Linked DNA regions of Homo sapiens: region 1 is linked to region 2. Evidence: chromatin loops called from intact Hi-C (ENCODE). Cell type or tissue: Caco-2. All regions are shown on one strand. Links, peaks and the distances in the headings refer to the core of each region. The heading gives the core; the rest is flanking DNA. Region 1 has its middle 88 kb from the start of PLSCR2. Region 2 has its middle 33 kb from the start of PLSCR4.

The links. Hi-C counts contacts between places; a loop is a spot of excess contacts. Peaks named below come from ENCODE experiments on the same cell type or tissue, not always from the same donor. Only the 100,000 strongest peaks of a DNase experiment are listed, where the experiment ranks them.
Region 1: it touches region 2 in a loop (3-fold over the local background); 1 of 110 quality-filtered maps calls a loop at or near these places.

The regions. Positions count from the first base shown.
Region 1 is chr3:146,379,351-146,384,741 of GRCh38, reverse strand. No RefSeq gene overlaps it. Among named protein-coding and RNA genes, the nearest start is that of PLSCR2, 88 kb to the left of the region's middle. In Caco-2, for the core only: a CTCF peak has its summit at 2,169; no DNase peak of the experiment used is centred there.
Region 2 is chr3:146,281,747-146,287,137 of GRCh38, reverse strand. No RefSeq gene overlaps it. Among named protein-coding and RNA genes, the nearest start is that of PLSCR4, 33 kb to the right of the region's middle. In Caco-2, for the core only: no CTCF peak of the experiment used is centred there; DNase peaks (open chromatin) are centred at 2,787 and 3,147.

The sequences.
Region 1 (5,391 bases), core at 127-5,126, 98 kb before region 2:
GTGGAATCAAAGAAGGAGAAAAAGCAATTCCTTCTATCTTTGTTTTCAGATGTATATTTTACCAAATTTCTGTAAAGTTCAAATAGTTTGAGAGAACAAAAATTTCTTACATTTGGAAAAAAAATTTAATAAAGAGTCAACAATGTTTTAAATGTCATAAAAACATTATCTTCACTAGTTGTCCAATCTCATGTAATTAATTTTTGTTCTGCTTGTTCTTGATTAGAAATTTTATGAACCCATCAGTTTCTTCATTAAAGTTTTGAAAAAAATTTATTTTGCCCATTGATCTTAAATATATTAGAAACCTATATTTAAGAGGACATACAAATACTTGTTAGTCTTTCCTTGAATCTGATTGCACATGCTTTCAGAGAAGAGTTCAAAATAATCACTGTGAGTGACAAAAACTTAGAATAGCCATGGTTAAAAATCTGGTGGAAGTTTATTATAATCAGCATTTGACAAGATAATTTAGTTATTTTTGTGGCATACAATATGGTAGCCACAATTATGATGGATAACATATTAGATTTCTAAGAGTTTTATCCAAATTTGGAATATGCATATTAATAACATACCCATAAGTGTAACTGAAACATCTAGATACTCTTATCAGATTGAATAAATTTAATTATAGTTTTCAGTTGCTGAGATTTTTATTAACCTGATTAATGAGTTTGAAGATTGATTCTATTACTTATAAAACTATATATAGTTATAAAAATTGTTCTGAAACTATAAATTTAGATATATTACATATTATAATATATATAAAACATTTATTAATGTAGAAAAATTATTTCGTTACAATGAAGATGGCCTCAATCACATTGTGTCATTCAAGAGACACTAATTTCATATATAAGTGCAGTATTCCAGGACAAAGAAAATCAAATGAGAAAAGGACAAAAGGCATTTTATGATCCTGCTGTCTGACAAATCAATTTGTAGTTGCCTACCTAATTATCAATGGTTTTTGTCAAATGCTATTGGAGAAAGATTTATGCTAATAGTGTTTCACTTTATCTTATGCTAGGACATTAATAAGTGGATCACTTTCTCTTTAGCTAAAACATTAGCTAAATCACATTGGGAAAATAAAACCCAGAAGCAGAAACTAATTGGAAACATTGCTTTTAGGTAATGAAGCACTTACATATCTGTTTTGAGGATTCATTAGTTTTAGTTTGGGGAAGTTTCTACATAACTCACCTGAAAATATGCATAATTGTCATTGAAATATATACTGCCAAAGTCATTGAATAAAGGGGGAACTTTGGCATTTTATTTCATTTCATTTTAATAAACACTCCATGAAAGTTTGGGCTACATTTCAGGCTCTAAAGATAAAAAAAAAATAGATGATCAAGGCTGTATCCTACTACTTAAGGAGCCTAGTAGGGGAGGAGAAACACAATTAAACCAACAACAACTCTACGAGGTGATAGGGCTATTAAAGACATTTACATAATGTGCTACAGAAACACCACGAGATCAAAATTGTACATTCTTTCTAGATAGGAGATATAGTTTATCGATAGTGTTTTAACACCTCTTTGTCTCTCTTTCCCATAGACTTAGTATTTTGAAGATAGATGCAAGAAGGGCCAAAGTATCCCCTCAGTAAACTAGAGAAAGTTGCAACTGCCCCTGTGGTTTGCTAAGAGGTTTGCATAAACCAAATGAAGAGCATTCTAGGCAGCTACAGAAGGGCTCAGTAGAGTATTTTCCTTTGGAGAACTTTCAGAAAGCATCATTATGGGTAGAGAGCTCTTCAGCAACAAGCAAGCACATTTGGGGTCAATAAGTGCAATTGTCATAGGTAAGAGAAACTGATATCTGAGAGGTAAAGCTGTTTTACCAATAATGAAAAGAAATGGATCAGTCTTATGGTTGTCCAGCGACAATTTTTCTTATTAATTAGAATAGGTTGTATCACATTCATTACAAACACAGAGACTATTTTAAGAGATGTTAAGATATTTTCCAGAAGCAGGACTAGCTACATAATTTGTTGAGCTCAGTGAAAACTAAAATGTGATGTTCCTTCTTCAAATATTATTAAGAATTCAGGATGGAAACAGCAGCACATTAATGCAAGCACAGGGTCCTATGTGACTACCTGGCAATCAGGCCTATGAAGCCAGCAGTGGCCAGAGGGCAGTATCGCTTTGTGTACTGTAGCAAGCTAAATATTTCTAGAATGAGAAACCATAGCTTTGAACTACAGCACATGCAGATCTGAGTTCTAGCTCTATCACATATTACCTACTGTATATTGAACAAGATGTAAAATTTTCTACTTCCTCATTGAAATATGGCCATGCAAATTAAAACTTCCACTTAATCTCCAATATTATATACAAATATACATGTAAATTTTCTTCTGCTGAATATACAAAAAACTGATTTTATTATTTAAAAAAGAATGTATCCAAAGTAGTGGCTTTCAAATATTGCTGCTGATTTTAGAAATATAATTTTATTAAAGTAAAACAATTTGTTCATTTTCAATTATTATTTTAATTTCCTTGGCCATTGATTTCACCACTCACCCCAGTTGTGCACTAAAGATTCACCGTTAAAAAGATTATTTTAAGATTGGATTTTAAAATATTTAAATAGCTGAGTGCAGTGGCTTATGCTTGTAATCCCAGTGACTTAGGAGGTAGCAGGATCCTGCGAGCCCAAGAGTTTGAGATTAGAGTCAGGTATGATTGCACCACTGTACTCCAGCCTGCATGACAGAGTGAGACCTCATCTCTAAAAATAAATGAATGAATAAAATACTTCAATAGAAGTCATCTATTGAAGATTTAGAACATAATATTCATGTGTGTTTTATAATCTCCACACAGAAAATCGTACTCTTCATTTCAGTATTTCATTATTACCTTTTGCTATTCAGAGAGAGACTCAATTAATTTATGTAATGCTTTACTATTTTAACAATATGTTACTTATATTTTGTCCTTTAATTATATGAAGAAAAGGAGTGCTGGAGCAGTCTCTCTGGGTGGCCCAGCAAATTTCTTCACCGTCTCCAAGTGCTAGAGAGCTGGCTTTTTCCAGCACATCGTTAGAAAACTTTCTCCAAACCTTAAAGTATCTATTCCCCTGAGAAACATCATTGCTATACTTACTCAATTAAAAATAGACAGCAGCAGAAGGCAGATGACCTCTGTCAGCACCCAGTCCCATGGTCTAAGCACATCTCTCCAGACTATTGCAAAGCCAGAGACGTGTGTTCCTGCTCACCCTTAGCCTGTGAGTTCCTACCTGCATTGTGTGATGTTTGCTGTTGTGTACCATTAGTAGAGGCAGGAGGCAGAGAAATTCTAGGCAGATAGGGGCAGATGTCCAGTGAAATCCCACATTCAAGCCAAAGTAGCCTGAAACCTGTGGCCCAAAATGAGAATTTCTATTCTTGTTTGCCTATTCTCTCCTGATTAGTATTTTCTGAATAATGTAGTTTTACCAATCGAATGTTGCCTTTTCCAAAACTACCTATGGCCTAACCCATTCCTATCCTTCACCTATAAAGACCCTAGACTTAGTCAGTAAAGGGAGAGAGGCAGCTTGACTTCAGCAAGATGGCTTGACTTTGGAGACAAGATGGCTGGACTTTGGCAATGAAGAGATGGCTTGATTTTGGGGAAGACACGGCTGAACTTCAGGGAGAGCTATCTGCCCTTCCATTCCCTCTGCAGCTCTCCTCTCCACTGAGAGCCATTCCCATTGCTCAATAAAATTATTCACGTTCAGCATCCTTCAAGTGTCCATGCGACCTCATTCTTCTTGGACACCAGGCAAGAGCTCAGGACCCACTGAGTGCAGGTACCCAAAAAAGGCTGTCACACTAGCCCTTTGCCCTCTCTGGTGGAGGGAAGCCGCCCCACATGATGAGGCAAGGGGCCAAATGAGCTGTTAACACATAGCCATCCATAACCAGCGGAACTAAAGGAGCATTGTATCACCTCTTCTGGGGCCTCAGGGTCACAGGCACCCCACCTGGGCACTGTTGCACAGAGCTTGCTCCTGCTGGCACCTGGAATGGCTGGCTCGATCCCTCACAAACCTGCTCATGTGCTGCCTCCTTCAAGGGGTTGAGCATAGTTGGCCAAGTAAGTGGGGCACCCCTGTTGTGAGCCTGATGAAAAGGCCAAGAAAAATTCTGCACCACTATGAGCCTTCACAAGAGAAAACCTATCAAGTCATTGTGGGATAATGGGGACAGGAATTATTAATCTCATTTTACCAGTGAAAAACATAAAGTCACATGGATCATGTAAAATGCCCAGGGTCACAAATCTAGTGATCAGCATTGATGTGGCACTTGAACTTCCTATTCCAAGATAAATGATCAGTGATATAGGCCTCTGGAAAAAAAAAAAAAAAAAAAAAAAACAGCTAGCACATTATTTACTTTCTACCAGCTCCTTTCATGAGTACTTCACATTTATTGACACAGTTAAGCCTGCAATAAACCTCTCAGGTAATAACGTGACCCCTTTTTTACAGTGGAAAATACTGAGGCAAAAGAAAGTTTGGTGACTTCCTCAAAGTCACCTTACTGTTAGTGAGTTGGAAAGTGGGTTGTTAAATCGTCCAGAGTTCATGCTCTTTTTTTGTAGCTGTACTGAAACTCACATGCTGACTTAGAAACCTTTTCTCAGAGCTAGGAGAGCTACCCAAACATCACTATTCCTGAGCCATATAACCAGTTGGTGTTGAGGAAAAGAAACTGAAGAATCTCCTCATCAGTGGTCAAGTTGGCATGTAGGCTAATTCAAGATGCCTGTATTAACTGGGAGTTTTTGTAATCTTGAGACTCTTTTTTGGATTTAATTGAGATAGACTATATAAATAAAACTACAAATGTTTCAGTCGTTAAGTTGTGTACCTATTGCAGGTCCTTAAATGTTAACACAATATCTTGGGGATATATAGGACTGACAGTAAAGTAGCATGTCCAACCCATGGATATTAACACAGCCAGAAGTATGAGATATAGGCACAACAGAACTAAGGGAGAGGCAGAAATATTATACTACTTTTCTTAATCTGAAAAGCATCATGCTACACCTATTTCTGAAAGCAAGGACTTTATTTCTCTATTCTTGGGTATTCAAAGTCATCAAAAATATAAAAACATAATCCACAATTTATACTTTTATGAATTTAGTGATAAGATCATTATATTTTCTTCAAATTATTCTCTATAAAATATCATTTATAATTATTTTAAACACATACATTTTGTAGACTTAAATACTTCTTCCCTCTTTTCTTAACCACCATGAAGCTTAGTACCTCCTGATTTACTCAATTTAAGATTTATTCAGACCTTCAGAAAACAAGAAATATTCAAAATGAAAATACTATATA
Region 2 (5,391 bases), core at 148-5,147:
AAAAAAGGAAAATTATATAAACAAAGGAACAAAAAAGACTTTAACACAATACTAGCAATTTTACTATATATATAAGAATACATCTCAATTAAAGGACTTATTCTAAGAATGCATGGCTGGTTTAACATTCACAAGCCAACCAATGTAAGTCACCATATTAACAAAATAAAAGACAGAAACAATGCAATCACTTAAAAAATTATGAAAATAACTTATAAAAATTTATTCATGATAACAATTCTCAGCAAACTAGGAATAGTAAGAAACTTTCTCAACCTGACAAAGGGCGTCTATGAAAAATCTGCTTAATGCAGAAACACTGAGAACTGTTCCTCTGAGATCTGAAAAAAGCCAAGGATACCCACTTCTACCATTTATTTTGAATATTCTACTGAAGGTCCTTGCTAATTGCAGTAAGGGATTAAAAATATTTAGAAGACTAAAGTTATAAAAGAAATGAATAAAACTATGTCTATATATAGATGACATAATTTTTAACAGAAAATTGTAAGGAAAATACAATAAAGATACTGAAAATAATAAATAAGTTCACAGGATACAGGATTAAAATTTAAAACTCAATTGTATTTTCATATATTGACAGAGAAAAATTTAAAACTCAGAGAAATAATTTTACTTATAATGGCATTAAAAACATAAAATATTTTGAAATAAATTTGACACAAAGATATAAACGACATTCACATTGAAAACTATAATATATTGATGAAATGTTAAATAAAAAGGACCTAAATACATGGGGTTCATTTGATAAAGTTCATCAATTTGAAGACCTAATATTTTTAAGACAACAATCCACCCCAAATTGATCTATAGATACAATGCAATCCCAAACAGAATCCCAGCAGGGGATTTTGTAAAATTTGATTCTAAAATTTGTATGGAAATACAAAGGACCTAGAATAGCTAAAGCAATTTTGAAAGAAAAAAAAGAACAAATTTGGAAGACTTACATTATCTAACCCTAATATTTACTGTAAAGCTATAGTAATCAAGATAATATGGTACTGGCATAGGTATTGATAAACAGATCAGCACAATAGAATAAAGTCCAGAAATATAAGCACACATTGATGGTAAATCAAGTTTTGAAAAAGATGCCAAAGGAATCCAATGGAAATAGAAAGTTTTTTCAATAACAGTTCGAGAACAACTGGATAGCTTTATGGGAATCATTAACTTCAAACACTATGTAATACTTTTAGCAAAATAAACATACAGACATAAACATTACAAACAAACCTTTGTAATGAGGCTAAGCAAAAGTTTCCTAGACAGAATTAGAAAGCAGTAATCATAACAGAAAAAAGTCATAAATTGGACTTCACAAAATTAAAAATTTGTCATTGAAAGACAAAAAAAGAATGGAAAAACTAGCAAGAAGTATTTGCAAACATATATCTGACAAACGACTTCTATCCTCAGTATACATATAAAAACTTATTATAACCAAACAGTTAAAAGACAAAATTAATTAAAAGTGAGCAAAATATTTTTACAGATATCTGACAAAGGAAGAGATACAAATAGCCAATAAAGTACACAAAAAACTGCTCAATGTCATTTGGTCCACACAAAAATTAAAGTTAGAAGAAGATACCCACATATGTCACCAGAATGGCTAAAATGAAAAACAATGACATCACTAAGCTTTGGGGAGAATGTAGACCAGTTCTAACTCTCCTACATTGCTGAAGGGAGTATAATATGGTACAACCACATTGGAAAAACTCTGGCAATTTCTTATCAAACCAAACATACATTAATTTTTGACATAGTAATTCAACTCCTAAGTATTCACTCAAGAGAAATGAAAACGCATATCCACAAAATCATTTGTAGAAGAATGTTTATAGCCATTTTACACTCAAGAGAAATGAAAACACATTTCCACAAAATAACTTGTAGAAGAATGTTTATAGCCATTTTATTCATAATGGAACAGCCTACAAACAGTTCATCATTGTCAACAGGACAATGGATTTTTTAAAACTGCAGTATGTCATTCAATGGAACATTTCATAGCAGTACAAGTTCTCCAAAGAGTTCCACAGCCTTCATAAGGATCATCATTCCCGGTGCAAAGGGCAGTGCAATTGAACCAGTTGACATCTGTTTCACATGCAAAGCTTGCACGATAATTTTGAAAAATTGTCAATATTTCAAATAATATATAAACAGAGGAGTTTTCTTGTTTTGATTAGGTTCATTTAATTTAGATTCCATAGGTTTATAACCCACATGTCTCTTGAATCACTGTCCAAAGGTATTCCTTACTTCTAAGCAAGAGTCATCTTTGCTATTGTGCAGATGTTGGGAACACTAGTAAGGGAGTACTGCTTTCTTGGTTTTTATGCAAAAAAAAAAAAAAAAAAGAATGCTAAAATAAATGTGTTTACAACAGCACACACTTCCTGGTCAAATAGGTCCTGTTTACATATATTATCAGTGTGATAATGTATAGAGTGGTCTGGAATGTAATTTTGCCACCACATGAATAAATGTTGTAGATTATGACTTCATGACTATGTATGTATCAGATATACTTGACCATTCTAGATCCCCAGTGTTAGCCTAAGATGTTTGAAATCATCTGTGCAGACCTTCCTTAACTTCCTGTTAATCCATCCACCAATAAACTTATTTGAATTTACATTCATACTTTCTTTTTTTACTTGTCACAAAGAAAAAAGTGTCTTCCTTTCTTCCTGTCACAAAGACAACCAAACCACTGGTGCACTGGTTGCTTCCAGCCTCCCAAAGGACATTGCCTACTCAATTATCCCCTTGTTTTCCTTTATCTCTTATCTCCCTTTCCAGAGCAGAGTGTTACTCAAATGTGGCTTTGAGTCAGTGACATTAACATCATCTGGGAACTTCTACAAAAGGCAAATTCATGGGTCCAACTCTAGACCTACTGGATCAGAAACTCTGGAAATGGGACATAGCAATCTGTGTTGGGAAAAAGGCTTATGGGGTGCTTGTATAAACTGGCCATAAAAATATGGAACAATAAGTTGTGGAAAGCCACAGGAGGCCTCTGAGTAGGAAAGCCTCCTTATTGCCATCATGTTCCCATGATCAGAATGTGACCTGCTCTTATCTATAAACACTGTGCTCAAGGAGAAAGATACTCCTTTGAAGCATTGGAATGTGGCCAGACATACCAGCTCCTAGTTAAGCCCACTCCCCACAGCTGCTCTCCAATAAGTTAAAGAATAACCAACACCAATCTGTGTAATTTAAATTGTCACTGAAGTGTGAGAAACACTATAATTTAACGCAGTGATTCTCAAACTTAGCTGCACATTGGACCAGCTTTAAAAAAAACAATTGGGACCCTTAAAAAACTATTGATGTTTTGTTGTAGGTGACAGGTGCATGGAGGTTAACTATAATGTATTTCAACTTTTCCATGTATTTGGGAAAAGTCAGTATATTGGTCTCATTAGTTATCATTTGCACATTTATTTCATTAGTCAAGTTGAGCACAGACTTCAAAGTAAATTTGATCAAAGAGAACACAGGAGATTTTATTTTTCTTGAGATTTCCAATTTTTTCTTTTTTTCAAAGTTTTTCCCAAATTTTTAATATTGTCTCACTGAACTATAACTATATTTGTTGGCATTATAATTTGCTTAGTTCTGTTTGTTATACAATGGTGGTTATTACATGTGAAATGCAGAGTTGGGAAGAGATATTTGTAATTGACTTTTGTTAGCCTGTGCAAACTGACTACAGCACACCCCTGTTCTGACCTCATAAAACAGGTTGGGAATCATGATTTTTCTTTGAAAGTATTGGTGTAAGATTGGTATTACTGTTTCCTCTTTAAATTTTCTTTAGCATTCACAGGGTTTTGATTGATGGATTTGAACACTGGTGCTATTATTGCTCTTGAAAATCGTATATCCTCAACTAAAAAAAAAAAAAATCGTCTTTTTCTGTGAGGAGTATGGCCCCAATCACATTGTCTTTCAAGAGACACTCTTATTTAAAATGTGACATATTCCAGAAAAAATAAAATCCAACTAAAAAAAAAAAAGAAAAAGAAAATGAAAAGGCAAAAAGAACCTCATGATTCTACTACCTGGCAAGAACATTTGTAGTTGGCTAGATAATTAGCAGCAGTTTTGTCAAATGCTATTGAAGAAGGATTTACGCTAATAGTAGTTCACTTAATCTTCTACTAAAACATTAATTTAATCAGTGGCTTACTTTCTCTTTAGCTAAAGCATTAGCTAAATTGCATTGGGAAAATAAAGCTTAGAGGCAGAAACTAATTGGAAACATTGCTTTTAGGTAATGAAGGACTTACGCATCTATTTTGGAGATTCATTTAGTTTTAGTTTTAGGAAACTTCACGTAACTCACCTGAAAAGCACATAATTTTAATGGAAATATATAAATGCCAAAGTCATTGAATACAGGCAGAGCTCTGTCATTTCATTTTGTTTAACTTCACCAAACACTTCATCAAAATTTTCCAAAATTTTGGTGGCCCAAGAAGATGATCAAGGCAATATTCCACTACTTAAAGAAGTTAGTAGAGGAGCAATACATATAAACCTCTACCAGGTGATGGGGGAATTAAAGAACTTCATATACGCCATTATAGAAATGAAATGAGAGAGCAATACAATCTTTACAGGTAGGATATAAATACATTCTTTTTCTATAACAAAGTCTATAGACATTGTTATTCTCACTCCCTCTCCCTCTCTCTCTTTTTCTCCCTGCCTTCTTCATTCTCTCTCTTCTTCCCTTCTTCTATCAATTCCCACTTGTCTCTCATTTTGAAGATAAATTCTGAGAAGGTTCAAAGTATCCTTTGAGGATTTTAGAAGTCATATTTGTTCCATGTCCTGTGGCTTGCTAGGAGGTGTGCTCAAGCCTAACAAAGAGCATTCTAGACAGCTACAGAAAGACCCAGTGGGGTATCTTCTTTTGGAGAACTCCAGAAGACATCACCATGGATGGAGAGCACTTCAGCAAGTGAGCATGCTGATCCCAGGGTTGTCCAGGAACAACTTTGCTGGTTGCTTACTCTATATTTTTATCACACTGATTACAAACACAGAGACTATTTAAAGAGTTGTCTGTATCTTTTCCAAAAACAGGACTGGCTACATAATTCAGTGAGCCCAGGGCAGACTAAAAATGCTGAGCCCCTTTTAAAAAAATATTAATATCTTCAAGATGAAGATGTAACACATTAAGCCACATGCAACTGCACAACTCCTAGGCCCACAAAGCCAGCCCTGTCCAGAAGGTAATGTCACTTTAAATATTGAAGCCAGCTAAATCTCTCCTATTCTGTCTAGTACTGGATACCATAGGCATTAGAATATAGCAAGTTCAGGTCAGAA